Linked DNA regions of Homo sapiens: region 2 is linked to region 1. A link is an interaction called in ENCODE POLR2A ChIA-PET data of the cell type or tissue named here. Cell type or tissue: OCI-LY7. All regions are shown on one strand. Each heading gives the region's core, and the rest is flanking DNA. Links, peaks and the distances in the headings are about the cores only.

Evidence for each region. ChIA-PET counts read pairs that join two places held together with the same protein. Peaks named below come from ENCODE experiments on the same cell type or tissue, not always from the same donor. Only the 100,000 strongest peaks of a DNase experiment are listed, where the experiment ranks them.
Region 2: POLR2A ChIA-PET joins it to region 1 with 12 read pairs; 20 of 35 experiments call an interaction of 5 or more read pairs at or near these places.

What each region holds. Positions count from the first base shown.
Region 1 is chr12:92,147,333-92,161,664 of GRCh38, forward strand. The region is part of intron 2 of BTG1-DT (BTG1 divergent transcript); the gene reads left to right. Among named protein-coding and RNA genes, the nearest start is that of BTG1-DT, 8.4 kb to the left of the region's middle. In OCI-LY7, for the core only: no CTCF peak of the experiment used is centred there; no DNase peak of the experiment used is centred there.
Region 2 is chr12:92,341,373-92,358,511 of GRCh38, forward strand. It overlaps LINC02391 (long intergenic non-protein coding RNA 2391), which reads right to left. Exons shown (of 5, transcript XR_007063404.1): 2 at 16,159-16,302. It overlaps LOC105369902 (a long non-coding RNA gene), which reads left to right and starts at 7,973. Exons shown (of 3, transcript XR_945203.3): 1 at 7,973-8,035. In OCI-LY7, for the core only: no CTCF peak of the experiment used is centred there; no DNase peak of the experiment used is centred there.

The sequences.
Region 1 (14,332 bases), core at 975-8,974:
AGATTATTTTTTCATTAGTACACATAACTAAGTAGTTACATGTGAAAAAATTAAAGAGTGGTTTTTTTTTTTCTTATAGAACTTTTCAGATAGAACTCTGCTTAAAAATAGTAATTTCACTGGAGGCATGAAACCTCTTTTACTACTCAAAAAGAAGATCGAGAAGCAAAAGTAAATTCATGAAATTACCATAACACTAGAATAACAACTCCTGGTCTCCCACCTAACCTGACCCACCCTTAGTTCCCTGCTTTCACTTACATTGTCGTTAATGTGTCACTGAGTACAAATTAGGAGTCAAGTGAAAGTTTTTCTCTTCTAAACCTGGTCTCCAACTTGGCCTCTCGGTCATGTGCTTAAATTGTCTCATCTAAAAAACAGAAATATTAAATCAACAAAATGCTAGGATTGGACTCAGACTTCCCCCAAGCCCTTGTTCTCCATACTATTTTTAACTGCCTGCACTAGCAGCAGCAGGACCCCTTCTGAAAGCCTTATAAAACCAGTTGAACAGGGTTAACAGAAAGTTTAACCCATAGACTCAGGGAGAGTTACTTCCCGCACTGAGTTTTTCAAATTATATATGTGTGTTTCCCACCTTAAATCATCCCATTAGGAGACAAACTGATTTGAGAAACTACAGTAATTTTTAACTTGGGAATCTACAGAGTACTCAGAAAAAAACTGGAAATAAACATTAGTCTTAAACGTAAGCCTTAGATGGTACATAATGTTCATTGCTAATAGTTTTCAATTCCTGACATATATATGTTTAGTCACATTTTCTGGAAGTTTAGTCAGGCCCTTCCCATCTGGGAAACAAGCAGGTATTTCTGGACAGCTTTTGAATTACAAAGGTGCTTTCTGTGTTGTTGTGCTAAGTTTACCAAGGCTCTCCCAAGTACTTTATTATTATCATGCAATTTGATAGTAATTTATGAAATTTTTTTTTTTTTTTTTTGAGATAGAGTCTCGCTCAGTCACCCAGGCTGGAGTGCAGTGGCGCGATCTTGGCTCACTGCAGCCACCGACTCCCAGGTTTAAGTGATTCTCCTGCCTCAGCCTCCCGAGTAGCTGGGATTACAGGCATGCACCACCACGCCTGGCTAAATTTTGTATTTTTAGTAGAGATGGGGTTTCACCATGTTGGCCAGGCTGGTCTCAAACTCCTGATCTCAGGTGATCCACCCGCCTCGGCCTCTCAAAGTTTAGGGATTACAGGCGTGGGCCACCACGCCTGGCCTGTCTAATTAATTTCTAAAACTTAGAACATTTCTAATCAAAGTATTAAAAATCTTAGGAATGCTGTCAAAACAAATTCAAAAAATGAACCTGGGTTTTAAAATAAGTTGACAAATAAAAGCACAAATATTAGATATTGTTTCCCCAGTTGGACCCGCCCTTTCCCTGAAGGCACATTAGGGCCAGGGCCTTCCAGACTGAGCCAGAGGCAACCTGCCTGTTGCTAGTCAGCTAGCTGCAGTCACTAAAGTTGTGCTTATTACGCACCTACTTCCAGATAGAGTGCTAGGTGTCTAGAAAACTCACAACTTAACCAATAAGTACAGAGTCAAGTGAGAGTTCTTGAGAGAGTGTTAATGGCAAATAGAGACAGGGCACTTATTTATTTGTGTGTTGCGGGGCAGAGGGAAAATAAGAAAACCCCAAAAGTGAATGATCTCAGCTAAGCCAATGAAAGTGACCCAAGATTAGTTCTCCTTGGAGGAAAGGAACGGGCTTGATCTTGGAGTATCTCAAAGGCATAAACCAAGGAGGATAAGTATTGTTGAAAAAACTGGTAGATGGAGGCAGGCATAGGGTACTTGAGAGTACTCTTGAGAGTGTTTTTAGCAGACAGATTATATGATCAGATTTATCTTTAAATAAGTTAGCTTTTCTTGTGGGCTTATGTCTTCAACTAGATACCTATGCCTCTTATTTATCTATTTTTTTGTTACCCGCAGAAAGGAGAAGACCACTTTTAGTTGCCTCCCTGCTAGCACCCTGACTTGCTCTGCTTGAATAAGAATCCAAGGACACAAGCTAAGACATTTGCACTGGGTTTAGATCTACTGCGATTCACAAAACACAAAAGAACTTTCAGTCAGAGGGTGACACATAATGATTTTAGACAAAACTCAGTTTCTTCTGGTGGAAGCTATTCAGATTGTTTGGAGAGTGGGAGGAAAAAGGAGTGAAGCATCGCTTAACAACAAAAGTAATAATGCAGGTTATTATCATTTTATCATTAACAATGCATCAGTGCTAAGTGTTTTACATGCTTTCTATCTCTCTCTTTTTATTTATTTATTTATTTATTTTTTTTTTTGAGACTCACTCTGTTGCCCAGGCTGGAGTGTGGCGGTGCGATCACAGCTCACTGCAACCTCCGCCTCCTGGGCTCAAGCTTATCTTTCCACTCAGCTTCCTGAATAGCTGGGACTTCAGGCACGTTCCACCACGCCTGGCTAATTTTTGAATTTTTTGGTAGAGACGGGGTTTCACCATGTTGCCCAGGCTGGTTTTGAACTCCTGGGCTCAAGCGATTCACTCACCTCAGCCTCCCAAAGTGCTGGAATTGCAGGCATGAGCCACCGCACCCAGCCATGCTTTCCCATTTAATTCTCTAAGAAACCCAATCGAGTGAGTATAGTTGACAGCATTTAACATATAAGAATACAGTCTTAAAGAAAATAAGTAATTTACCCAAGGTTTTACAGCCAGATTTGAACTCTCAAGTCATGGACTACAAAATTTGAGCTCTAAATACCTGGTAGGGTTTTCAAGGGAGCTCCTGATATTACCTTTCCTAAAAAGGACCTTGAGAAATAAAACCTGATAAAGTTAGAAGACCATCTGGAGATGAGTAGAGATAGTAGTAGGAAAAAAAAAATCAAAACTCAAGGCAGCTGAGGGGACATCTCATAGCTGACATAATCTGTAAGATACAGCTACATTTATTAAAAGGCCCACTGGAAAATGAAACAAGGAACATATTAAAATGTTAATCTGCCAAATAATTTAACTGGAATGAAAATTATCCCTAGGTACAGATAAGAGAAAGTAGCAAAAGTGCTTTCTATTTAAGACCATTTAAACTTTTCATTTCCCCTTTGGCCTAAATTGACAAAAGGAACCAGGGGCCTGGTCAGTTCCACAATCTCTCTTGCCCAGCAACTGAGGCGGGCCCTGGAGGGTTCGGTGGGGGAGGTGGGAGGGCAGCAAGGAGGGATGGTTTTGTGTCCAGGTCACTGTTGAATCTGATCAGTGGCCTCCGGGAATTCTCACTCAACTTTCTACTGCATAGCTGCAGGGCCATTTCTCAAAGCTGGGCTCCTCCCCAAACCTTCTCCTTCCTGGTGCCAGAACCTCCTGGCCTATCTCTTTTTAAAGCTCTCACCGTCTATATTGTCACCGGAGGCAACCACGTGGTGGTCAGGGTTACTGAGTGTTTATCTGCACCCCCCAGCTGCCAAAGACCTCTTCAATTTTAAGGTTTAACAGTAGACAGCCGGGCGCGGTGGCTCACGCATGTAATCCCAGCACTTTGGGAGGCCGAGGCGGGCAGATCACGAGGTCAGGAGATTGAGACCATTCTGGCTAACACAGTGAAACCCCGTCTCTACTAAAAATATAAAAAAATTAGCCGGGCGTGGTGGCGGGCGCCTGTAGTCCCAGCTACTGGGGAGGCTGAGGCAGGAGAGTGGCGTGAACCCGGGAGGTGGAGCTTGCAGTGAGCCGAGATCGCGTCACTGCACTCCAGCCTGGGCGACAGAGCGAGACTCCCTCTCAAATAAAACAAAACAAACAAACAAACAAAAAACAGTAGAGTGGGGAAAGAGTTAATAAGAATTAACTCTGGAACATTGGAAACTTTGAAAAATCGTACAAAGTTCTTACAAATTATGATCCTGGAGTATAGTATTTATAACTTTCTGAAGGGGGAAGTGGGGTACATGGACCTCCCCTTCCTTGTATTCATTTAGTTTTTGAAACAGGGTCTCTCACTCTGTCACCTAGGCTGGAGTGCAATGGCAGGATCACAGCTCACAGCAGCCTCTACCTCTCGGGCTCAAGTTATGCACGGCCACTCCCCCCACCCCTACCCCGCAGCCTTGCCCATCTCAGCCTCCTGAGTAGCTGGGACTACAGGTGCGCGCTACCATGCCCAGCTAATTTTTTTGGTTTTTGTAGAGACAGGGTTTCCCTATGTTGCCCAGGCTGGTCTTGAACTCGTGGGCTCAAGCGATCCTCCCTCCTCAGCCTCCCAAAGTGCTAGGATTACAGGCGTGAGCCACTACGTTCAGCCTCCCCTTTCCCTTAAACTAATGAAGCAAGGGATTGGGACTTCTCACTGGTTCTCCCAATGTGTTCCCCAAACCAGCAGCATCAGAGTCTTCCTGGGAACTTGATAGGAATGCAAAATTTTGCCTTCATTCTAAACCTGTGAATTAAAAACTCTGGGGATAGGGTACTGTCTAGGTACTAATGTTGGAGAACCATTGCTGTGAAAAAGTAATGGCAAAATTCTGTAATTAAAAACAACACTGAAGAGATACCTGCACTTCCATGCTTATTGCAGTACTATTCACAATAGCCAATATATGGAATCAACCTAAATGCCCATCAGTGGATGAATGGATAAAGAAAATGTGGAATATATACACAATGAAATATTCAGCCATTAATAAAAGCATGAAATCCTGTCATTTGCAGCAACTTGAATGGAACTGGAGGTCATTATGTTAAATAAAATAAGCCTCCTTTTTCCTGTGCTGGAAAAACAAAATAATTTTAGAACAATTGAAGAAAAATAAGCCAAGCACAGAAAGACAAATATTGCGTGTTCTCACTCATATTGGGAGCTTAAAAAGTGGATCTCATGGGGATGGAGAGTAGATTGATGGCTAGATGGCTACTAGATGCGGAGAAGGCTAGGTAGGAGAAGGGATGAAAAGAGATTCACTAATGGGTACAAAATACAATTAAATAGAAGATTTACTATCTAGCATTTGATAAATCAATACAGTGACTATATTAAATAGTAATCTATTTTATATTTCAAAATAGCTATTAGAGAATAATTTGAATGTTCTCAGTATAAAGAAAAGATAACTGTGTAATGTGATGGATGCCCCAATTACCCCAGTTTGATTATTACCTATTATATGAATGTGTCACAATATCACATGTACCCTGAAAATATGTACATCTATTAGGTATCAATAAAAATAACCTGGCCAGGCACGGTGGCTCACGCCTGTAATCCCAGCACTGTGGGAGGCTGAGGCGGGCAGATCACGAGGTCAGGAGATCGAGACCATCCTGGCTAACACTGTGAAACCCGTCTCTACTAAAAATACAAATAAAAAATTAGCTGGGTGTGGTGGCAGGCACCTGTAATCTCAGCTACTTGGGAGGCTGAGGCAGGAGAATGGTGTGAACCCAGGAGGCGGAGCTTGCAGTAAGCCAAGATTGTGCCACTGCACTCCAGCCTGGGCGACAGAGCAAGACTCCATCTCAAAAAAAACAAAAAACAAAAAAAAAAACCTCACTTTTTTTCAGGTATATACCATATCCAATAGAAATCTTTTTCCTTAAAAGAAAAAGCACATCAATTGAATAGGTAAAAGCTGCCTTTAAAATGAACTAAGTTTTCAGTGAGTTATTTGCTTCCTTTAGGTTCTATAGTCTGGGTAAACTCCATTCTTCCCAGTTTCTGAGACAATAAGCAAGCCACAGCTACTCTTGTCCAGTAATGGTGTTCACATTTTGCTCTCGAGAGAGGATAATACTCAGGAAGCTTGGTAGGATACCCATATAATCAAATGTTGGCATATTCTATACTTTATTTTTACTTTTTTTTTTTTTTTGAGACGGAGTCTTGCTCTGTTGCCCAGGCTGGAGTGCAGTGGTGCAATCTCAGCTAACTGCAAGCTCCGCCTCCCGGGTTCACGCCATTCTCCTGCCTCAGCCTCCTGAGTAGCTGGGACTACAGGCGCCCGCCACCACGCCCGGCTAATTTTTGTATTTTTAGTAGAGACGGGGTTTCACCATGTTAGCCAGGATGGTCTCGATCTCCTGACCTCGTGATCTGCCTGCCTCGGCCTCCCAAAGTGCTGGGATTACAGGCGTGAGCCACTGCGCCTGGCCTATTTTTACTTTTTGTATACTTTATTTTTACTTTTTCTTTTACTTTCAAAGAAAAACAGCAGGGCTGGGCATGGAGGCTCACACCTGTCATTCCAGCACTTTGAGAGGCCAAAGCAGGAGGATAGCTTGAGGCCAAGAATTCAAGACCGCCCTGGGCAACATATTGAGAACCCCCTGTCTACAAAAAATAAAAAATTTACCTGGGGTTGGTGGTGCGTGCCTGTAAGTCCTAGCTACATGGGCCACATGGGAGGCTGAGGCAGTAGGATTGCTTGAGTCCAGGAATTTGAGGCTACAGTAAACTATGATGGTGCCACTGCACTCCAGCCTGGGCAACAAAGCAGGACCCTGTCTCTTAAAAAAAAAAAAAAAGAAGAAGAAAACAAAACAGCAACTTGTTTTTTTGCTTTTTTTGTTTGTTTGTTTGTCTTTATGGAAACTCAAATTTAAAATCTCAAAGTAGATTAGAATTTAGGTGCATTAAGATGAAGTCACAGCCGGGCGCGGTGGCTCAGGCCTGTAATCGCAACACTTTGTGAGGCCAAGGAGGGCAGATCTCGAGCTCAGGAGATCGAGACCATCCTGGCTAACATGGTGACAGAGACAGAGACTCTGTCACCATGGTGTCTCATGGTGTCCCTGTCTCATGGTGACAGAGACAGAGACAGAGGAGCGAGACTCCTGTCTCTACTAAAAATACAAAAAATTAGCCGGGTGTGGTGGCGGGCACCTGTAATCCCAGCTACTCAGGAGGCTGAGGCAGGAGAATGGTGTGAACCCAGGAGGTGGAGCTTGCGGTGAGCTGAGATGCAGCCACTGCACTCCACCCTAGGCCACAGAGCGAGACTCCGTCTCAAACAAACAAACAAAAAAAGATGAAGTCACAACATTCTCTTTAAACTAGGTAGTCAACTAAAAAAAAAGAACATTCATGTTGCAGAAGTACTGTATAACAAAACAAATAAATATAAATATAGAAGGCCTACATATAGATATCCAACATGATTGTGGAAAAGATGTGGACTCTCATGCATCTGAATATACATCAGCGGGAATTCAAGGATTGAAATCCTACTAGTAAATACAATTTAGGATATATTCACTTAATGGGGCATAGCAAGTTAGACACTTAAATTCCTGAAAAGACTATGTTCTAGCCATGGAAGAAAAGTTTTCTAAAGAAAAAAAATAGTTATGACTGGCATATCAAAGAGCATGTATTTTTCTTTTGAGACCAAGTCTTACCCTGTTGCCCACGCTGGAGTGCAGTGGCATGATCTCAGCTCACTGCAACCTCCACCTCCCAATTTCAAGTGATTCTCGTGCCTCAGCCTCCTGAGTAGCTGGGACTACAGGCGTGAGCTACCATGTCCGGCTAATTTTTGTATTCTTAGTAGAGATGGAGTTTCACCCTGTTGGCCAGGCTGGTCTCTAACTCCTGACCTCAAGTGATCCACCTGCCTCAGCCTCCCAAAGTGCTGGGATTACAGGCATGAGCCACCGCACCGGCCAAATTACATGTATTTTCTGATGAGGATGAGGATGAGGATAAAGTGATAGCCTCCCCACTATTTTGTGTTCTCTCATCCATTTACTTAATAAATACTTATTTTCCCTAAGTGAAGCAGAAGCAGTCTTCAGCTAGATAATATAGTGGGCCTTCTGAATCCTCAAGTTCTGCACTCATGAATTCAACCAACCATAGATTGAAAATATTTGGAAAAATCTCTGGCACAGTGGCTCACAGCTGTAATTCCCGCACTTTGGGAGGCTGAGGTGGGAGGATCACTTGAGCTCAGGAGTTCAAGACCACCCTGGGCAACATGGCGATACCCCATCTCTACAAAAAATACAAACATTAGGCATGGTAGTTTCAGATACTTGGGAGGCTGAGGTAGGAGGATGGCTTGAGACTGGGAAGCAAAGGTTACAGTGAACAAAGATCACGCCACTGCACTCTAGCCTGGGCAACAGAGGGAGACCCTGTCTCAAAAACAAAGAAAAGAAAAGGAAAATATTCTGAAAAAACAAAACAAAAAAAAATAATACAACAATAAAAATAATACAAAATTTTAAAATACAGTATAAAAACTCTTTACATAGCATTTACATTTTATTAAGTATTGTAAGCAATCTAGAGATGATTTAAATTACAGTCATGAGCTGCATAATGACATTTCAGTTAATTAGAGGCCACTTGTAAGAAGATTCTTCCCCTAAAATTATAATACCGTAATTTTACAGTTCGTCTTATAAATATCATTATGTTTAGATACACAAATACCATTGTGTTACAATTGTCTGCAATATTCAGTACCTTAACATGATGCATAGGTTTGTAGCCTAGGAGCAATAGGCCATATACCATATGCCTTAGGTGTGTAGCAGACTCTACCATCTAACTTTGTGTAAACACACTCTATGATGTCTGCACATGATGAAATCGCCTACTGACGCATTTCTTAGAACTTTAAGCAATGCATGACTGTATACAAGAGGATGTGCATAGGTTGTATGCACATACTATGCCATTTTATATTAAGGACTGGGGCATCTTTGAATTTTGGTATCCTTGGAGGTCAGGGACCCAATTCTCTGAGGATACCCAGGGAGAGCTGTATTCACAATCTGATGTGGTTGAATGTTGTTGGGTCGAAGAAAACAATTCCCCAAAATATGACACTTTGCCATACTGACTGCTTTGGAAATTGAAAGTCCTGAAAAATTAGCCTCAGAACCACGGTCTCTCTGTGACCTTTCTCCTTTCTCCCTGCCTCTCATATCCTCTTTCCCAAAGCACCAAGAGAGACTCTGGAATGTCCTTATCTGACTAAGAGAGCTTAAGTGCAGTTGTCTTAATACTCCCTTCCAAGAAATCTGGTCAAATAACCAGGAAAGAGCAACCACCAGAGAAGAGCAGAGACTGGAGTTACTATGCTAAGACAGATTTTTCATCTATTCTTCTGAGTGCAGCTCCAAGAAATTACCTGGGGGACTCTATCTGTGAAATATGACAATGGTTGTTCTTGCCCAGCTCCACTCCTCACCTTCCCATAATGTCTGCCTTCAGCCTCCCTAATCTATCCATTCTCCCTAATGACTTAATACCTATCACAACAATTATATACATTCCCCATCTCCCCTTGAAAAAGGGTATATAAGTGTCTGAATCTGTGATATTCTGAAATATACATGTGGTTTCCCTCCTGCTTCCTGGCATACAACCCCTAAAATCCTTGGAATCTCCAAAGTTCTTTCTTTTTGTATGCTAAAGTAGACTGATAGCTTCAGAGTAAGACTGGTCACCTGAAAGCCAAAAGCATGATTAGAGGGTTGGGACTTTCAGCCCTACCTTCCAACTTCCACCAAGAGGAAAGGGGCTGAAGGTCCACTTGCTCACCAGTGGCCAATGGGTTAATCAATCATGCTTATGTAATGAGGCCGCCATAGAAACCCAAAAGGACAGGGTTCAAAGAGCTTCCAGATAGCTGAACATACGGAGTTTCCTGGAGGGTGGTGGGCCCAACGAGGAAATGGAAATTCCATGCGGGTATACCTCACCCGCCTAGAGAGGAGGTCTTCGGAATCCCAACTTGAAGCCAGTAGACCAGAAGTTCCAGAGGCCTGCTTCTTGATGAATAGATAATGAAGAGAAAAAAAAAAAGGAAGAAAGAAAAAGAAGTTCCAGAGGCCTGCTTCTTGATGCATAGATAATGAAGAGAAAAAAAAAAAAGGAAGAAAGAAAAAGAAGTTCCAGAGGCCTGAGCTTGCTACTGGTGTTTGGGGTGGTGGGCAGTTTTGGGGTCTGAGCCCTCAACATGTGGGATCTGACATGATCTCCAGGTAGATAGTACTGGAATTGAATTGGAGGACACCCTTTTGTGTTCACTGCAGAAGTGATTGGTTGGTTGGTGGTGGAGAGAAATTCCCACATATTTTGGGGTCACAGAAGTCTTCTGTGTTGATTGTTATTGTGTTGGCTTAAGAGCAGAGAAAAAACATGGTTTCAGAATTTTTTCTGAAACAGTACCACACTGGGTATTAGGGCAATTACTCTGTGATTTCCTCCCCATGCATATTAATAAGTTTGCATACCTAGTCTCCTGTTCTACCTGTTGCCAAATTTTCAGTGAACCTTCAGAGGGCAAAGTGAAAGTTTTCCCTTTGGCCCTAAAATATGAAAGCAAAGCATCCTTTTATTAGCATTAAAGCATGCGTTAAAAACATTCCATATTTGCATGGTTTTTATTTAAACCTTTCATCAAGCAAAATGTAGAAAATATTATCTTCTGAAAGCCAATTTGAATTTTAACTGTAATGCTGATCATCAAACTCAAAGAATGGTTGCCATGTGTTTTTTTGTTGTCGTTTGTTTTTAATGTCTGACCCTACTGCTTATTTCACAAGTAGATTTAAAAAATGAAACAGTAGTAAAAGATAAACCATTAGAGTACTCAAGGAATGGTTCTTTTCTTGGTTTTCTCCCTTGTAGAAACAAAGCTGTCTGTACACTATTTAGATGATGGGAGATTGTAATAGTTAAGAGAACTTCTATCTTTATACTCAAAAAGTTCTATCCTTAGTCCCTTTGAACAGATGATGTTCTTGCCTTTTTTTAAGGAGCTTTATTGAGATATATTTTACATATTATAAAATCCTCCCATTTCAAGTGTGCAATTCAAGGATTTTTAATTTACTGAGTTATGCACCATTACTATAATCAGTTTCAGAACATTTTCATAACCTCTGATACAATTTCACCTTGCCCCCTGCCCCCACCGCCGCCCACCTCCACACCCACCTCGCCCCCAGGAAACTGCTAGTCTATTTTCTGTCTCTATAGATTTGCTTTTTCTGGTAATTTCATATAAATAAAGTCATATAATAAGTGGTCTCTTGTGTCTGACCTATTTTGCTTAGCACAATGTTTTTGAGATTCATCCATGTTTATCATGTATCAATAATTCACTATTTATTTACTTATCTATTTTGCAGTTGTATCTTCCTAGAATTTTCTCCTGAGAAAAATTATCTATCAGGAAAGCTTAATTTTATAGTTGCATGGCAGGCTGACCTCGACAGACTTTTGAAGAGTATTTCCACTTCTTTCCATGGCCTTTCCCTTTCAAACATTCTTCTCTCTTATCTAATGCCTTCAAGATGTCATTTCTTTATGGCTTAACCTAGGCAGTCCCCTCCTAGCCCCTTACCTGATGCAGAATTAATCGTGCTCACTTGTGGTGCCTAGCATATTTCAAACACCCACACCCCAACATCCAACTGCACAAGGAATAAGTTAACTGAATGAGAGGGAAAGTTTCTTCCTCAAGACACTCACTTCCTAGTATCCTCAGGAGAGGGAGAGACACACATTTCAGGTTGGAAAGAGAGTAATGAGCGGACTGTGGTTACATCGTCCAAGGACAAATATTCGCCAGATAATTTAGCCAAGAGGATTTAACTAAACAGTTAAGCTCTTAACGGAAGCTTTATTTAGGCTAATTCTAACAAACACGATCAGCAGACAAGTTCTTTTTAAAGAAAGTTCTCTTTCATCTGACTAAAAAGAAGGAACACATTTAAACCAAAACAGGAACTACTCTGGCAATATATGTGTGCAAAAATAAGCACCCTATGGGGCTCTTTTTAAATTAGCCAGAGTGCACAGAGAAATCTTTGAAAAGAAAACTCTGGGGGAAAAACATTTTTCTTGATTTCATAAACACTCATTGTTTAATCATCTGAAGAAAAGGCAAACTTATGATTAAATTCCCCCTCCTCCTAAACTGATGAACTCTTAGTTCACCTCCTCTCCCCAGCCTGATGTACTTAAGGAGGCAGGAGAAGTAACTTGAAAACCAGCCTACCAGAGAAGCAAGAAGTGGCCTAGGAGGTCCTAGCCTCAAACTGGATGCACACACATAAGGCTGCGCCTTGCAGGTCTGGCACAGAAAATAGTGTTGTCAAGTTGCAGCCATAGTATATTAATATGCTATTTACATTTCATAAGCAGTGGATAACTGGCTTCAGTTTATTTTGCTAACTTAAAAAAAACCATTAACTTCTAGGACATCACACCTAACCCTTTCCTCTCCCCCATGAGCAAGACAGTCATAGAATTTCAATCAGGACCCTTAGAACCTCTGAGACCAGCTGTAGCTTCCATCCTTACCAATTGTTCAGATATGGCCAAAGAAGTGCTATTTATATGCTTTTCTGGACTTAATCTGATGAGAAGAATGAGTCTTAAACAGAATCAAGATACAATTATGTGGCTTATGTGGCCGGGTGCAGTGGCTCACCCCTGTAATCCCAGCACTTTGGGAGGCTGAGGCAGGAGGATTGCTTGAGCCCAGGAATTTGAGACCAGCCTGGACAACATAGTGAGATCTTATCTCTAAAAACAAAAACAAAAACAAAAACAAAAAACTTGAGGTGACTAAATATGAAGCAAATACTTTTTTGATCCTCCTACCTCAGCCCCCTCAAGTAGCTGGGACTACAGGCATATGCCATCATGCCCAGCTAATTTTTGTATTTTTAATAGAAATGGGGTTTCACCATGTTACCCAGGCTATGAAGCAAATACTTTACAGATTTAAAAATAAACAAAAAGGCTAATAAGCTGTGTAAATAAGATAGGAAGAAATTTTACAAGAAATGTGGGTTTGGAGAGCATTGCTATAAATAAACAATAAATTTATTTTTGAGCTTCCTGATATCAATTAAGAAAAAAGAAATGCAATAAAGCATATGGCCTTCTCTTAAAAAAAAAAAAAAGAAAAAAGAAACTATCAAAAGAAAAACACATATTAGCATTACACTCGAGTTAGTGGATCACTTCATAATTAGATCTTGATAGAAGGAACAACTTCACATAATTTTGTAAGACATTCATGCTTCAGGTTGCTCAGTTTTTTTTTTTTTTGTTGTTGTTGTTGTTTTTGAGATGGAGTCTCGCTCTGTCACCCAGGCTGGAGTGCAGTGGTGCAATCTCGGCTCACTGCAACCTCTGCCTCCCAGGTTCAATTCTCCTCTCTCAGCCTCCCAAGTAGCTGGGAGTACAGGCGCACACTACCATGCCCGGCTAATTTTTGTATTTTTAGTAGAGACAGGGTTTCACTATGTTGGTCAGGCTGGTCTCAAACTCCTGACCATAGGTGATCTACCTGCCTCGGCCTCCCAAAGTGCTGGGATTACAGGCGTGAGCCACCGTGCCGGCCCAGGTCACTCACTCTTAATTTGACTCTCCCAATAACTACTGAGTACAAGTTTACTGCAAAATGTCTGATGTGTAAGTGTTCTAGTTGTTAATAAATACATTCCATGAATTTGACTGTCTGCTATGTATCAGGTACTGGCTAAGCACTGGAGCTACATCCGCTTACAGAAAAAATCTGTCCTACACTTTATGGAATCTAGTAGAAAGACAAAACTAAGCAAATAGCATAAACAAGTACATATTTGCTATTCTGAAAACTGCTATGGGAGAAAAATAGAGCAGCTATGAAAGTGTAACCTAGATAGGGACAGGGCAGAGGGACCTCACAGAAGTCTTTCCTAAAACAGTGATTTTTACTGAAGGATGAGTTGGAATTAACCTGGATGGAGGGTGGCAGAATAAGAGCTGCTGTTGAGACTAAGAAAACAAGTGTTCAAAGGGGACAGAGGTATGTTCAGAGCAGAAGTTTTTGATCTCTTAGTGAAGAGAATAAAACGAGAGACACCAAAGATAAGGCTGGAAAACTATGTGAGATCAGAATCTGAGGCACCTTGTGATTGTATTTAAGATATTCATCATATCTAAAGAATGAGGAAGAAGTTATCCAAGAGTTCTAAACCAAGGAATGACATGATCAAATTTGCCTGTTAAAAGTTACACTCACTCGGCAGGGCGTGGTGGCTCATGCCTGTAATCCCAGCACTTTGGGAGGCTGAGGCAGACTGATCACTTGAGGTCAGGAGTTTAAGACCAGCCTGGCCAACATGGTGAAACCCTGTCTCTAGTAAAAACAAAAAATTAGTGCATGCCTGTAATCCCAGCTACTCAGGAGGCTGAGGCAGGAGAATCGCTTCAACCCGGGAGGCAGAGGTTGCAGTGAGCCGAGATTGTGCCACTGCCCTCCATCCTGGGTGACAGTGCAAGACTCTGTCTCAAAAACAAACAAACAAACAAAAA
Region 2 (17,139 bases), core at 5,411-13,410, 200 kb after region 1:
CCGCAATAATAAAGAGTGAGCCTGGCCCATCATGATCAGAGACTGGCCCCTAACATGTTGACACAACGGCTGAACTATTTGAACACTGGAATGAACAAGTTGCAACAACTCCTGCAAGTCTCAGGAACTAATGTACGGACAACGACGCGCATTTCACTGACAGAGTCCTGATAATATATTGCAGGAAAACCCACGGGCCAGCCGATAACACTCAGCGTTAATTTGTTTACCCAAAAATTAGAGGAAGGAGAAGTTGGTGATTTGCAAAAAAAGAAGTTTTGGTAACAAGCGTAACGTTGGTGTGTAATTTTCCTAATTGAATTGCCAAATTTCTACCCACCACTGATCTTAATTTATAATAATGCTTCCATCTGTCTCACCTCCAGCATAGGAAATGGGAAGAGGGTGGTCTCTGCCTTAACATGGTAAGAAGAATATCTGCAGGTAGTAGGTAATCTTTAAATTACATGTGTGATACTGGGAATTGCATATAAGCAAATAAGGAAGCTCATTACTTTTCCAGATTTCAATTAACTGTATATTTGTAAAAATGCTTTCAGTTAGCAACATTTTGAATGGTAAAGGGATTGAAATTTACCTAAAAGAAAACCTTTTATAATGGTTTAGCAAATTTCAAGATTATCTAGGGCAGTCTGCATGGCCCTCAGATCATAGTGAATTAGTAATTTCTTGTGCAGAAATTGTCAAAAAACAGGAGGAAGTCAGGTGCCTATCTAGAAACATAAAAATTGGGAATAACACAAAAAGGAAACCTTGACTTCCTACTAGGTATATTAGGCATTTAATTTAAAACTTCATTTACTTTTTAAAAATTAACACAATACATGTTCACAATTCTAAAAACTCAAATACAACAAAACGTTTAATATAAACTTCTTACCCTCTCATTCCCAATTCCATTCCTTACTTTCAAACATTTCAGCAGTTTCTTCTATTTATTTCCATATTTGTATACTCTCTCTCTCTCTCTCTATATATATATATAGCTATTTCTTGATTATTTTGAAAACTTACTGACCACTGAATAATGACCTCCTCCAGGTAAAATGAGGATATCTTTCTTTTACATCAACTCCTGTCCCCATAGGCTTAATGTGATTATATAAAAATTTCTAGTTAAATCAGTAGAACTGGGACAGGCCACAAAGGCTGATCCAAGCCGAGAAATTGGAGAGAATAATGATTTTTTTCTTGGCTAAAGTTGTGTATCCTTGGAATTACTATCAAAGCAGCAAACATGCAATGCAAAAGATCCACCTAAGCATTAGGCTATATATGTATCAACTCTGGCTCTTAGTACCTCCCTTGCTTCCTCTCCCAAGGTGCAGCCTGGGTTCAAGGTCCTAGCAGTCCACACATTGTGAGGACTCCTCTAGATCAGACCAAGCAAGGCTCTGAGGTCATTGCTGCTGAGCTGGCCTTGGTGATGGTGATAAGCATTAGTGCCACGCCAGCACTCCAGAGCTAATACACTATTATAATATACTGATTGGGCTATAATGTACAGTTTTAAAATTCTGTCTAATTTTTTTTAAATCTATAAATTAAAAAAAATCTTCTTCTTTATGTTGATTTCCTGAATACTAAAAATAGTATAAGGGCAACAATTATTCTTGGTACTACTTATGTAATTTAATCATTAAAAGCTACATGTAGATCTAGTATCATGACACCAGAAATTTTCCGAAGAATTTTTTTTTTTTTAGTTTGAGACAGGGTCTCACTCTGTTGCCCAGGCTGGAGTGTGCAATAGCACAATCATGGCTCACTGCAGTCTTGAATCCTTGGGCTCACGTAATCCTCCCATCTCAGCCTCCCAAGTAGCTAGGACTATAAGTATGCACTACCATGCCCAGCTAATTTCTAAATTTTTTGTAGAGAAGAGGACTCGCTACGTTGTCTAGGCTAGTCTTGAACTCCTGGCCTCAAGAGAGTCTATCTATCTATCTATCTATCTATCTATCTATCTATCTATCTATCTGTCTAGTAGAGACAGGGTCTCGCTATGTTGCCCAGTTTGGTCACAAACTCCTGGCCTCAAGCAATCCTCTTGCTTTGGTCTACCAAAATGCTGGGATTACAGGCATGGGCCACTGTGCCTAACTTAAAAAAAAAATAAATAAAAATAAAAGTAGACTGTTTTAGAGCAGTTTTAGGTTCATAGCAATACTGGATGAAAGGTACAGAAATTTTCCATATACCTCCTTCTCCTACACGTGCATAGCTTCCCCCATCATCAACATCTCCCACCAGAGTGGTACATTTGTTAAAACTGATGAACCTGCACTGGCACATCATGATCCAAAGTCCATAGTTTACATTAGGTTTCACTCCTAGTGTTGTGCAGTCTATGGGTTTAGATAAATTTATAATGACATACATCTATCATTACAGTATCATACAGAGTAATTTCACTGCCCTAGAAATCCTCTGTGATCCACCAACGGTCTTATTATGTTTTTCCACAAAACTGCCTACAATCTTCTTTAAAGCTGTATTTAAAATAGTTAATGAATTTGACATTTCTGACAACCTTTATTGACTTTTTCTCTGTTGATCATAAAAGCCATAATATTTTTACTGAGAAAATACTCTCATATGTGCTGAGGTATTTTGTAACTGCAGAGTCAATTCTGCTCAATGAAGGATATTCTTAAGGGGGTTATTGAATTGTATAAATATTTTGGTCTAATTATTTTAAAGGTACTATATCATACCCTTTATTCAGAGTGCCTCCTTTTTTTCAAATACATTTTAGGAGACAAAATACATTGAATAAGTTTTTTCTATCTGCAATTATTTCAATGTTTTGCCAATTTTGATGCTGCAAAAATCATAGGCTTCTTAGTTTTATTTCATTCGCACATGTAATATAAATTACTATTTTAAAGTAGAGGTCCTTGAAAAGATTTTTCTTGCAAGTTGAGATATTTAAAAACACAGAATTTCAAAATTAAATTTTGTTCACCAGGCAAGTTACCATTGTTTAATTTGTTCTGTTCCTTCCTTGCTTTTGTAAGAATAAATTATGTCTTTCTATCTGAAAAATTTGTTTTTAATAACTATAATCACTAAAAACTTCGAGAGCCAGTTTGGTGCTCCATTTCTTTTGAATATTTTGATTAAAGTTTTTCTAACTATTTTTGAAAATTTAGAGTTCTCATTTTGGTATTATTAAATTTAGACTTCTCATTTGATATTATTATTAAAAAATAGTTCTTCAAAGGCTTAAATATTTATAAAATCTAATTTAAGATAAGCAACAAAGAGAGAAAATAGATACTTCCAGAATATAATTTTTTTGTTTAACTTTCTTAATGTCAGCTTCATATAAACAAATACGTTATGGTTCACTTCAAATATATATATATATATATAAATAAATATATATATAACTACTTTATATATTAAACTGCTTTATATATATTATATATAAATATATATTATAAATATACAAACTACATATATATGTATATATATGTGCTCAGACCACAGATATGTAACTATATATAAATATATAAACTACTTAATATGTGTATGTTAAACTATTTGTAAGTTTTGACAACTATAGCTTTGATTTTCCTGCTGCTTATTTAAAAGCAACTATGGATTATGTATGCACTATAATAGGCTTTGGCTCCGTGTCTCCACCCAAATCTCATCTTGAATTGTAAGTCAAGAATTGGGGTTTGAGAACCTCCACCTAAATTTCAGAACATGTATGGAAATGCCTGGATACCCAGGCAGAAGTGTGCTGCAGGGGCGAGGCCCTCATGGAGAACCTCTGCTAGGGCAGTGCAGAAGGGAAATGTGGGGTCAGAGCCCCCACACAGAGTCCCTACTGGCGCACCACCTAGTGAAGCTATAAGAAGAGGGCCACCATCCTGCAGACCCCAGAATAGTAGATCCACCGACAGCTCTCACCGTACACCTGGAAAAGCCACAGACACTTAATGCCAGTCCATGAAAGCAGCCAGGAGGGAGGCTATACCCTGCAAAGCCACAGGGGCAGAGCTGCCCAAGACTATGGGAACCTAACTCTTGCATCAGTGTGACCTGGATGTGAGACATGGAGTGAAAGGAGATCATTTTGGAGCTTTAAAATTTGACTTCCCCACTGGATTTTGGACTTACATGGGCCCTGTAATCCCTTTGTTGTGGCCAACTTCTCCCATTTGGAACTGCTGTATTTACCCAATACCTGTACCCCCATTGTATCTAGGAAGTAACCAGCTTGCTTTTGATGTTACAGGCTCATAGGCAGAAAGGACTTGCCTTGTTTCAGATGAGACTTTGGACTGTGGACTTTTGGGTTAATGCTGAAATGAGTTAAGACTCTGGGGGACTGTTGGGAAGGATGATTGGTTTTGAAATATGAGGACATGAGATTTGGAGGGGCCAGGGTGAAATAGTATGATTTGGCTCTGTGTCCCCACCCAAATCTCATCTTGAATTGTACTCCCATAATTCCCATGTGTTGTGGGAGGGAGGCTGTGGAAGATAATTTGAATCATGGGGGCGGTTTCCCCCATACTGTTCTCATGGTAGTGAATAAGTCTCGTGAGATCTGATGGTTATATCAGGTGTTTCCACTTTTGCATCTTCCTCATTTTTCTCTTGCCGCTACCACATAAGAAGTGCCTTTTGCCTCCCGCCATGATTCTGATGCCTCCCCAGCCATGTGGAAGTATAAGTCCAATGAAACCTTTTTCTTCCCAGTCTCAGGTGTGTCTTTATCAGCAGCATGAAAATGAACTAATACACACTATAACTAATTCCAGGTAAATTTCTGCTCTATGAGTTTCATTATTTGCTTTGCCAAATTTCATATCACATTATTACTGCAGAAGCAAACATTGTATCTTCAATGTGGAACCTTTTAATTGATTTTACAATAATATTCCTAATAATATTTGGCATTTTGCCTTTAATATTATAAAATGCAATTCCAAATGGTTCATTTTGATTGCATGAAAGAAACCTTTCTATTATTGGAATTCACTAATTTTTGTTTAACATTCAATGACATTGATATAAAATTGGCATAATTGAACTCTAGGAAGTTTATATTCTGCTAATGAAACCAATACTTAAAAAAACTTTCATCTTTAACATGTATAAAAAAGATTTGAAATTATAAATTAGCAAAATTAACTTACTAGTCGTTTGATCTAAATGAAGTCATGCATCATGGAGTGATAGGCAAATGCACTTTCTTTAGTAGCACATGTTAAATTGTCATCTTCCAGTACAGTTTGGTTTAATTAATAACTTTTGAAATAGATGCTGATATTTATTAGATTTGTGTCTTCTGGCTGTCATGTGATTAATGGTATTACTATGGCTTCTATGATAAGAAAAAAAAAGGTGATAGTGTGGATTAGTGTTCAGTCCACATTTACTTTCTCCCCTGATGGATGCTGGATTATTCATATGACATGCGTTAGCCAATGGAATGTGGCAAACCTGACAGGAGTCAAATATTTACATGTTATGTGATCTTACTTGTTTGCATTCTCCTATAAGCTTCCATGAAAAGATCATGGCAGGCTGGGCATGGTGGCTCACACTGGTAATGCCAGCACTTAGGGAGGCCAAGGTGGGCAGATCACTTGAGCCCAGGAGTTCGAGACCAGCCTGGGCAACACAGTGAAACCCTGTCTCTACAAAAAATACAAAATTTGGCCAGGCGTGTTGGCCTGCACCTGTAGTCCCAGCTACTTGGGAGGCTGAGGTAGAAGGATCACCTGAGCCCAGGAAGTCGAGGCTGCAGTGAGCCAAGATTGCACTACTGCGTTCCAGCCTGGGTGACAGAGTGAGACCCTGTCTCAAAAATAAATAAATAAATAAATAAATAAATAACCTGGCTGATTCCTTTCTCAGTCAGCCAAACCTCAATCTGCAGACTCTTGAGGATAAATATAAATGCCTGTTTGCGAAGCCACTGTGTTTCAAAATCGTTTATACACAACATTCTGGTGACAATGCTAATACAGATGGGAAATGTTGACAAACATTTTATGCAAGTTAGCTATTCATCCCCTCAAGTTTTCTGAAAAATGGAAATTAGGCACATCATTTTTAATTAAACATAAACTTTTCTTAGTTTAGTTGTCTAGGGCTAAAAGAGCTTATTGCAAAATAAAAAAAAATATTATCTAACAACAAGATAAATAGTTTTAGATTTCTGAAATAAACTAAATGACAAAACCACTGTAGGAAATGTATTAAGACCACTCTTTATGTGCTCTTCACATAAGTGCAGACTCTACTGCCCACTCATATTTGGCCTACCCTTAACCTATATTTCCCACATTGCCACTGCCTTACCTCCTGGGGACTTCACACATCTTGCAGAAACAGAACAACTAGGTGTTACACAGTGGCTAGCAGAGTCCTGGCATTCAATATTACCTCTGACTAAAAAATGTGAGTGTCAGAGTGCATTTCCTTTTCTTGTCAGCAAGAAATGCTGTCCTCTGAAGGAAAAAAAATAGTTATATTGCATCAAAAAGGGTAAAGGCAGCAGGATCACTTGAGGCCAGGAGTTCAAGACCAGCCTGGCAACATAGTGAGACCCTGTCTCTACTAAATGAATGAATAAATAAATAAATAAAATAAAGCAGGCATGGTGATGCATACCTGTAGTCTTAGCTACTCAGGAGGCTGAGGCAGAAGGATGGCTTTAGCCCCGGAGTTTGAGGTTACAGAGAGCTACAGTCACACCACTGCACTCCAGCCTGGGCAACAGAGTAAGACCTTGTCTCTAAAAAAAAAAATTAAAGACAAAAATTTAAAAAAAAAAAAAGGGTAAGGAAGAGAAAGATGGGTAATTGCTGGTGGTCATTCAGGTTTAACCATGTATTAAAGTGAGTATACTGGTTATTACAAATGCATCTCATGTGCTTTAGATGAAACTTTTAGCAGCAGCTGCAACTACAAAATAGAGGCCTATAAGACCATCATGGATTATTTTAATGCAACTAATAATCATAATTTGTTAAGAACTGATAAATACCAGACAAATAAAAAGGCAAATATGATTCTAGGACAAGTGTATGTTGGGATCATCCCAGGCAAACCATGATGGATGGTCAACCTATTTATATGTGACCTGTTTTTTCTCTCTGGATGCCTTTAGAATCCTATCTTTGGCTCTGGTGATCCGGATGGTCATGATAATATACTTGGTGTGTATCTTGTTTTTGTTTGTTCTATTATGTAAGGGCTCATGATCGTCATTTAAAAAAATTATCTGATAAATTCTTTCCCTCTGTTTTTTCTGGTCTCTCTAGGATTCATCCTTGTCATAACTCATGGATACATCTCTTGGACTGATCCTCAGATTTTCTTTTCTTTCATAATGTTTTCATATGTTTGTACTGTTTTACTTTCTGGGAGATCTTCTCGATTTTATTCTGCAAGTGTTTAATTGAATGTTTTAGTTCAGCTAGCATATTTTAAATTTCCTATGTTCATTCCTGTTCTGATGATTGCCTTTTTATAAAGCATTCTTTCTCTCTCTGAGGACATTAATTATGATGTTGTAACGATTTTTTCTACTTTCTGCACTATTTCTGTATTCTATGATTTCTCTGTTTATTTGGTTTGGTTCCTTATGTTTTTCTCTCAAACTTCTGGAGGTATATGTTGTCTCCCTGAATCTGTGAGGGACTAAATAGCTACCTGGACATACTCTGTGTGTGAAAGAGGTTTTTAACTGGTCAACTTTACAGTAGGCTAATCTGGCAGGGATCCAGTATTTTGCTCTGGGAAACCAAATTTTCAGTATCTGTAGATACTTTTTCTTGGACAGGATACTCTAATTTCCCACCTAAGCAGTATAATCTTGATGTCTAGCATCTTGAAATACAATCAGAGAAGGAGGTTCATTTTTACTTTTCCATGTATCAACCTGTATGTAATGCTTCATTTTTGCACCATTTTACAGGAGGACATCACATTTGCCTGATCTTGTGTGCCTGATCTCTCTGACTCCGGAGTCTCTTATAAGGTATTCAGAAAATGAGCATTGTATCTCTTGCAGAGTGAGTAAGGAATAGTCACTTGATGTTTAGGGGTAAAGGAAAGGATTTGGTATCTGGTTCTTCAGCAGATTCTCAACAAGTTTCCAGTACTGCCTGCTGTAGTACCTAATGCTTCTAATGTCTGAGCCTCTCCAAGTTTTGCAATATGAATTAGCTACTTCTTGTTGGGTTTATCCTCTATAATCTAAAGTTTCAACTCTTTCCCTATTTTAATCAGTATTATGGTCACAGTTTAAATCAGTTATCACCCTTCCGGTTTCTAAAATTAGATTGACATCTATATTTGCTTTTTTTCTCATTTCCCCTCCTTCTTTATGGATTTATAGATTATTTATTCTTTTATTTAACTTTGGTGAGGGTTTGGCAGGGAGCAAAGATAAATACACATGTTCACTCTGCCATGTTTAAGGGGAAGTTTGTGCTAGTCTACTGCATTTAATCATTAGCAAGGTTGCCAGATTTAGCTAATAAGAATACAGGAGGTCTCAGTATAATTGTTTATTGCTGCCATAACAAATTTCCACAAATTTAGTGGCTTAAACACAGCACACACTTATTTTCTTACAGTTCTGGAGGTCAGAAGTCCAAAATCAGTTTCACTGGACTCAAGCTGAGGTATTTGCAATGCTGGTTTCTTTAGGAGGTGCTGAGAGGAGAATTCATCTCCTTGCCTTTTCCAGCTTCTAGGGGCCACCTGTATTCTTTGGCTTGTGGCTCCTTGCCCCATCTTCAAAGAGTATCATTGTAATCTCTGCTTCTATCATCACATCATCTTCTATGACTCCTCCCGCAACTTCCGTCTCATAAGGACACTTGTGATTATACTGGGCCCACCAGACAATTTTGAATAATATCCCCACTGCAAGATCCTTAGCTTAATCATTTCTGCAAGTCCCTTTGGCCATATAAAGTAACATTTACAGGTTCTGGGGATTAGACATAGACATATTTGGGGCTATTATTGAGCCTACCATGCTCAGTTAAACTGGAATTTCAGATAAATGACAAATATACATGGGGCATAATTATACTAAAAATTCTTCTGTTTTTATGAAATTTAAATTTGACTGGACATAGTATTTTATTTGAAAACCTATGCTTAGAACAAACTTACGGAATAGTTGGTATTTACAGCTTAGCAGTAAAAAAGTTGACATTGGAAAGGTTAAATAACATGCCCAAGTTCACACATACTTTAGTGGTAGGAGAAAGTTTTAAATCTAAATCTGTTTGACCTCAAAGTTCATGCTTATTTCATCCATCTTTTCTTTGTTTCTTCCTGTATTTCTTTTTTTTCTCTCTCTCTCCCTCCCTTCTTTTCTTCTTTCATTTTTTAAATTATGCTTGCTGTAGACTGAATGTTTGTGTCCCTTCAAATTCATACGTTGAATCCTAACCCCCAATGTGATGGTATTTGAAGGTAGGGCCCTTGGGAGGTGATTAGGTCATGAGAATGGAGACCTCATGATGGGATTAGTGACCTTATAAAAGAGATCCCAGAGAGCCCCCCTTGTCCCTCCTGCCATGTGAAGTTACAACAAGAATATGGCAGTCTGTGAACCAGAAAGTGGAACCTCACCAGACACTGAATCTGCTGGTTCCTTGATTCCGGACTTCTCAGCCTCAAAAACTGGGAGAAATAAATTTCTGTGGTTTATAAGCCACCAAGTATAGGTATTTTATAATAGCAGCCCCAACGGACTAAGATAATACTAATACTTAAATACATTCTCCCTGTAAGATATAAACAGCTGCCCATACTTCTCTGACCACACAAGTTTGAATCTGAAACTTATGTTTCAGATCCAGTTTAGTTTCCATGAATTGATGAAACATTAACAAAGTAAGAATTTCATATGGCTTAACATATATATCACTTGGCATACACAGAGAACGAAGTGCTCTGATTAATAAAATACTATAGTTAATAGAAAATCAAATATAAATCATAAAAGGAGAACCGCTTTCCAAATATCTAGACAAAAACACATGATATTTAGGAGTATTTTTATATGGAGAATAATTTTTTCTTGGTGATCCAAGAGATATTTTAGGATCATAGAGGAACTCTGTATTTTTATTCCGAATATTAGTATGTTATAGATGTGCCAATGTAATGATAAGAGTAAACAGAGTATTCTATTAAACTCCAGTGAATACTAGAATTTCTTATATTAAAATTATTAGGATCTCATGTGTTCTGGTGATTTCTACTGTGTATATCAGAGGCAGCAAATATGTTCTATACTAGATAGTAAGTAATTTCAGCTTCGTGTGCCTAACAGCCTGTTGCATTTACTCAGCTCTTCATTTTATACTAGAAAACAGCTATAGATAATATACAAGCAAATTAGAGAAGCTGTGTTCCAATAAAACTTTATTGAGAAAATGGGCAGTTGGCTGGATTTGACCTGAGGGCTATAGTTTGTTGATCCCTAATTTATATGCGGATGGTCCTTAAATTTCTACCACATTTTCTAACATTTCTCTTTAATGATATAGTTATATTTCTAACATTGGCACCTTAAGCCTAAAAGATCTAAAACAAAAATCAGAATATTATTTCTAAATCAGATGGCTGTACTACCAAATCTATTTCTCTTATAATTTCTCTTTCATCTTTTGTTCTCCAAAGTTCACTTCTCTTCTTTGCTTTCCAACTCTTCCAATCAGTTCTTAATTTTCTCATTTCTACTTTCAAGATATGTTTCATATCTGTCTTTTTCCTTCATTTCCTTTGTTACTGTCTTAGTTCAGGTTTTCATTAACTTGTCTGGACTCTTACTGTGGTCTCACATGTAGCATCTCTACTTCTGTAACCTTTCTGGTTCTTCATAGCTACCCCTGCCTGTTTAATCTTCCCATAGCATAGGACTGAACATAACACTTCTTAGTTCAGGAGACATCATAAGCTCCCGATTGTCCCAAAGCAATGTTCAGTCTTTCATAATCTGGATCCACTCAACTTCACCAAATATTATTTCTCATTTGACTTCCTTATAAGCTCAATTCCAGCTGAGGTAGACAACTTACTTTATCTTTCACGTAAACTCTGTGCTTTCCATTCTTCCTATCTTATATATTTTCTTGTGTTATTTGCCTATTTGTCTAGAACTGCACTGGCCAATATGGTAGATATTAGCCATACAGTTCCTCAGTAGAATTAGCTACACATCAGGTGCCCAACAGCTACCACACTACCTCACTAGTATGGTAGATACTAGCCAGATGTAGCTACTGGAAAGATAAGATCCTCTTCTAGACAGAAAAGATATAGAACACTTTTTTTTTTTAAACAGAGCCTCCCTCTGTCACCTAGGTTGGAGTGCAGTGGCACAGTTTTGGCTCACTGTAAGCTCTGCCTCCCAGATTCAACTGATTCTCCAGCCTTAGCCTCCTGAGTAGCTGGGAACATAGGCGTGTGCCACCACGCCTGGCTAATTCTTGTATTTTTAGTAGAGACAAGGTTTCACCATGTTGGCCAGGCTGTTCTCAAAACTCCGGGACTCAAACAATCCACCCACCTCAGCCTCCCAAAGTGCTGGGATTACAGGCATGAGCCACTGCACCCAGCAGAACATTTTCATTACTGTAGAAAGATTTATTCAATAGCACTGCCCTAGAACTTCCTCCTCACATTGCCTCACATTTAATCCTGTGTGATTTCTATTGCCTAGAAATACTACCCTTATTTCTGGTATGCTATGGCACACCACCCCTTTCTGTCATAGCATTTTATTGATGTTGGGCTTATGGTGTTACTACCTCCGATCCTGGAATAGAGTGACTTAAAAATATGCTATGCTCTGTATAGACTGCTATTTTCATTTGTTTCTTTATTAAATTTCTTTGTTAACAATTAATCCCAATCCATTATATAGTAGGTATTCAAAAAAGAATTTGACAAGCCTCATTGAAATATTCTTTAAAGTTTCGTATATATGAAAACATTTCTCTAACAAAGAGTAATGACTTTGCTTCATAAATTTACCAGTTGGAATTAGCATGAAATTTGGGACAGGGAAACTGTTTGTAGGAATATTATATTTTAGAAAGCCTAATGATAAATCGACATGATTTCCATCAATTTATTTTCACTGGTTTTGGCAGGCAGCATAGTGTAATGAAAAGAAGATGGATGTGGGTACCAGACTACCCTACTTTAGAATCCTGTTTCATCGATTACTGAGCCAGCTTAGCCAAGTGACTTAATTTCTCAGAGCTTCATGGAGATGGTAATAGCTACCCGCCTTAGTTGAAACTCCTTGATAGCAAATGGTAGAAATAGAATCAAACTAGCTTTTTAAGAATAAAATGTTAATGGACTCATGTAACTGAAAGCGTCTTCAACATGGCTGGATCCGGGTGCTCAAATAATGTTATGGCTCCATTTTCAGGCAAAACTCTGATACATGATAGTGAGATGGCCACTAGCAGTTGCAGGATCATATGCTCTTTACAACTCAGGATCCAAGAGGAACAAAAGAACTTTTCCTTAACTCTAGCAGCATTCCAGGGGGTACTGTCATTGGTCTGTCTTTAGTCAGGAACATCCCTGTATCAACTGTGGCTAGGATATGAGCGGTCAGATAAGCCAAGCCTGGATTAAATTGATATGAGAAGGGGCAGGGAAGTGCTGGGTAAAGAAGGGCGGGGTCCCTGGCTAGGGCTCCATCCTTGAGCCTGTGCCCATGGACCTAAATGACGACAGGCATTTCTGTTTTCATGCCCAAAAAGTTGTCTTTTGGCCAGCCACGTTCCCCATCCTGTGCCCATAAAAACCCCGAGACCCTAGTGGACACACACACAAGTGGCTGGATGTTGAGAGGGGCAGAAGAACACATCAGCAGACACCAGCAGGCCAGTGATGGTGGAATGATGCATATGCCGAGGAGAATATGGCTGCGGGCAGTTGGAGGACAGTCCAGCCCCTAGGCGGCCTGACTCCAGGGGAAGACCACCTTCCCACTCCATCCCCCTGCTGGCTCCCCATTTATCCCACTTGGAGCTACCTTCATCACCCCATAAAATCTTATGCTCAACCTCCAAGTTCACATGTGATCTGATTTTTCTGGTACGCTAGGGCAAGAACCTGGGATACAGAAAACCTCTGTCCTTCCGATAAGGCAGAGGATCTAATTGAGCTGATTAATATAAGCCGCCTACAGATGGCAAAGCTGAAAGAGCACCCTGTAACCCGCACTCACTGGGGCTTCAGGAACTGTAAACACTCAACCCGAGACGCTGCTGTGGAGTTGGAGCCCAAAAATGCTCCCTAGGACCTGCCCATCTGCATGCACCCCCTAGGGGTTTAAGCAGATGGGCACCAAAGAAGCAAGCCACACCCCTGTTGCATGTCCCATGAGGGGGATAAGGTGACTACTCCCATTTCAAAATGACCACACTGAGGCCTTGGGCAAGGGGAACAGTCAGGCCCACCCAGGCCTATGAATGATATAGAATTGCTATAGAATGGAGGCTGGCTGTTTCTTTAAAGAAAGGAACACAGGACAATCAAAACAGGTTATGTCCTCTAATTTAAGAGGTGCTACATTGTACCACTCCAGAGGGCACTCTTACTGTATTCAATGTGAACAGTGTCTGCTTGAGTTGGGCAACATATAGGATCTCTCTCCATTATAGGTTTGGAGGCCTGCTGGAGATGGGCAACATATAGGGTCTCTCTCCATTATAGATTTGAAGTGATGGTTAAATGGTAAAATATAGATAAAATGCCAAGCAATTAGTAGATACTCGAAAAAATCTTTTTATATTTTGCACCAATCTTTTCCACTTAAACTGAGAAAAAGGCATATTATTCAACACTGATTAAGGTCTGTATTAGACCACTCCAGAGTTACTAGCACTTGTTCTGAAATAATAAAGAAATTATAGTTTCTTCTAATATTTCACCTCATATAACATTTTACAGTCAATGCAAAGGGTCATGACTCTACCAAGATTAAATAGTTTACAGATGGTCCTGCACTTAATTATTAGTACCTCTAGAAATACCAATATTAACCCAAGGTTGCTTTGTAACTGTGTTATAATTCAAATAATATGGTAGATGGAAATCTGGCCTCCATTGACCTTTACTTCAACCAGAGAAGTTTTCTATTTGTCAGTTTCACATTCAACAGATTGACATTTATCAGTTTATCAACAGTAAAAATTACTTTTTTTGCTAATGCAGAAATCTTCAAATACATAACATAAGAAGTTGAGACAATTTTTTTTCCTACATAGTCAAGTCCAGAAGTAGGCCATGCAAACTCTGGTATGATAGTTCCACTAAATTATTAGATACCCATGTTCCTTTTGGCTTTCTCTTCCTATATCTTTAGAGTCCAGCCCTATCTTCATATTTTTAAGAAGTCTGCCAGAGCTATGGCCATCAGGTTGACAATTCATACAGCCTGGAGAGAAAGGGAAAGAGCAAAAAAGGTACCTGCCATTTGATTTAGACCTCTTAGAAGAACTTTTTTGGACATCTCATATTGTATCTTCTTTTGGCTAGCTCTTTGTAATATAACCACACATGTAAAAGAAAAGTGCAGAATCTAGTTTTTATTGTTTTCAGTTGAGCATACTGCCATCCCAAATAAAAATTAGGGATTTGTTAATAAGAAAGAAGGGGAGAGTAAACATTGAGTTGGCAACTAGCATGCTTTATCACTTACAAATTAGCATTATTTCTAAGATTTTGTTTGCATAAAATGTTCTAATCTTTAAAGAAAAAAACCTAAACACTCTTGATGTAATCAAACTCTGGGACAAGAAGGTTCATCATACCATTAACTCAATGGTGTGATGCTCAAAGAAGGCAAAGTGGTGGCGACATTCACAGGTTAGATTTGAAAAAGTGTTAAACAACTCTGTTCATTATGAACATTTTGAATAAAAGTTATAGCCCATGGGCACCCTTCACTACTTCCCTAGGATGCTTTTGAAAATGGAGTTCGTAGATTTAAGCATGTTTTCATTCAGCAGTTCCTTATCACAGTGTGCCTGTACCCACTTGGACCAAGAGCGGGGTTAAAATGCAGCCAAACAGGAAGTGGGTGGTGTGTGCAGTGCCACATCTTGGAGCTGTCACTAAAGCCCAGGCTGCCCTCTGGGAGGTCCTCAACTGGGTACATGTTTCAGCCCATCCAGCTCTCATTCCTTTCTTCCCCTTCATGACCACAGGGTAGTGATTATCTCAGCAAGGCAAATGGCTCATTAATGTAGTGGGGAGCCAGATTGAACATTTGGAAAACACCCACGTATTTAAAGGGGCCAAAATGAGCTTTCTGCTCAAGCTGCCAGCTGGTTTGCCTGTAACATCAGCTTGCTCAGAAGAGGGGAGGAAATCATTTTTGCCAGTACTTATTCAGGTTGAAAAATTATGGCTTTATTTTTATTTTAGCAGTCTCTCAAGTGAAGGGTTGATTGCATGATCTCCTTTCTTCACTGCTGGCTTCAACCCTACATGTTCCTCAAGAGCCAACTTGTCTCATCTTCAAGTAGTTTGCCAGATCGCTGAAGGCCTTAGGAGTCTCTCCTAAAACATGACTCCATTCACTGATAGCACAGACCATGTATTTGGTATTCATCACACATTGCTTTGTTGGGTTAGTTGCCTTTTTCTGTTTGGGTCTCCCATCTCCCTAACTGAATTTAAGGCCTCTAAGGTCTAGGGAACCATGTAATTTATTATCCTAATTGGAACACTTTTGAGAATAAAAAGAGATGTTATTAATAATTACATTGGGACACCTCCCACAAACCTGAACTCTCTGAGCAAATTATGTGTGTCAACTCTATTAAGGTCAAAGGACATTATTTACTGCTTTTCTCTGATCATCCACAGGGTCTAGTGTAATTCACTTGCAAACGGACATCAAACTCTTAAAAATAGGTAGCTTAGCAAAGCAACAAACAATTCCGCTTACAACAGCCATAAAATAGGTGGAAGAGGTGAACAGGTTCCTACTAGTGGGAGATTTAATATTTCAATATAGGAAGTAACCACAAGGTAGAAAGATTTCAATAATCAGATAAAGACTGTTCACAGTAGAAACCAGTCTAAAATTTATGTTCTTACCATTACGAAGCCATGGGGTCCAAACAGGCACTCTTAGCACAAGAGTAGAAAGGAAAAAGTATTTTCAATGGGCATTTTCGTAAAGTGTATTCTTGTTTCGGAAGCATCAGGCATCCTAATCATCACACTGACATCCACATGGGACTGTGCAAAAGGAAACAGGGACAGAATCAGATAGAAAAATAGACTCATAATCAAGACATTATAAATTCTCTGCAGTTAGTGCCCTTCCCTAATATAAAGTTTCCATGTCTCCGATTCCCCTCCCTCTGCTCCTCTCTCTGTTTTGCCTACATCCTCAGATTCATACATGTCACCATTTCAGCTATGACATAAAGACATTTTGTCAGGCAGAAGAAAAGTTGGGACCTTCTCTCCCTGTGTCTCTTTCTTGGGAAAAACTTTTCTGGAACTCTTCAAGATGACTTCCTTTGATATTTCATTGGCCAGAATTGGCCTCATGACTATTTCTAAACCAGGCACTAACAAAGGGAAGATTAGGGACTTGTCTTGGACATAGCACCCCGATGCTGGTAAGGAGGGGAGGTTATCTTTTCCTGAGGCCTCAATTCAAACAGTCGCTCCAAATGTTGTTAAAGATAACTTTATTTTTAATCAGATACTGTGCCCAGAGTGGTAGATCAAGTTACAGTCCTCTTGTAATGTGGATAGTGACATCTGAAACATGAGTTCTCTATATAGTATACATTTTGTATATATCCCAGCATTTTTTATAACTTTCATCATTACTGTTGAAAATGACATAGGGTGATATTTGCCTTCTTCATTAACTCCTACTAAATACATCTTTCTATCTAAATTTCCAAATTTTTTGTTTATACCTTTTTTTTTTTTTTTTTTTTTTTTTTTGAGACAGAGTCTTGCTTTGTCACCCAGGCTAGAGTACAGTGGTTCAATCGCAGCTCACTTCAACCTCTGCCTCCCAGGCTCAAGCAATCCTCCCATCTTAGTCCCCAGAGT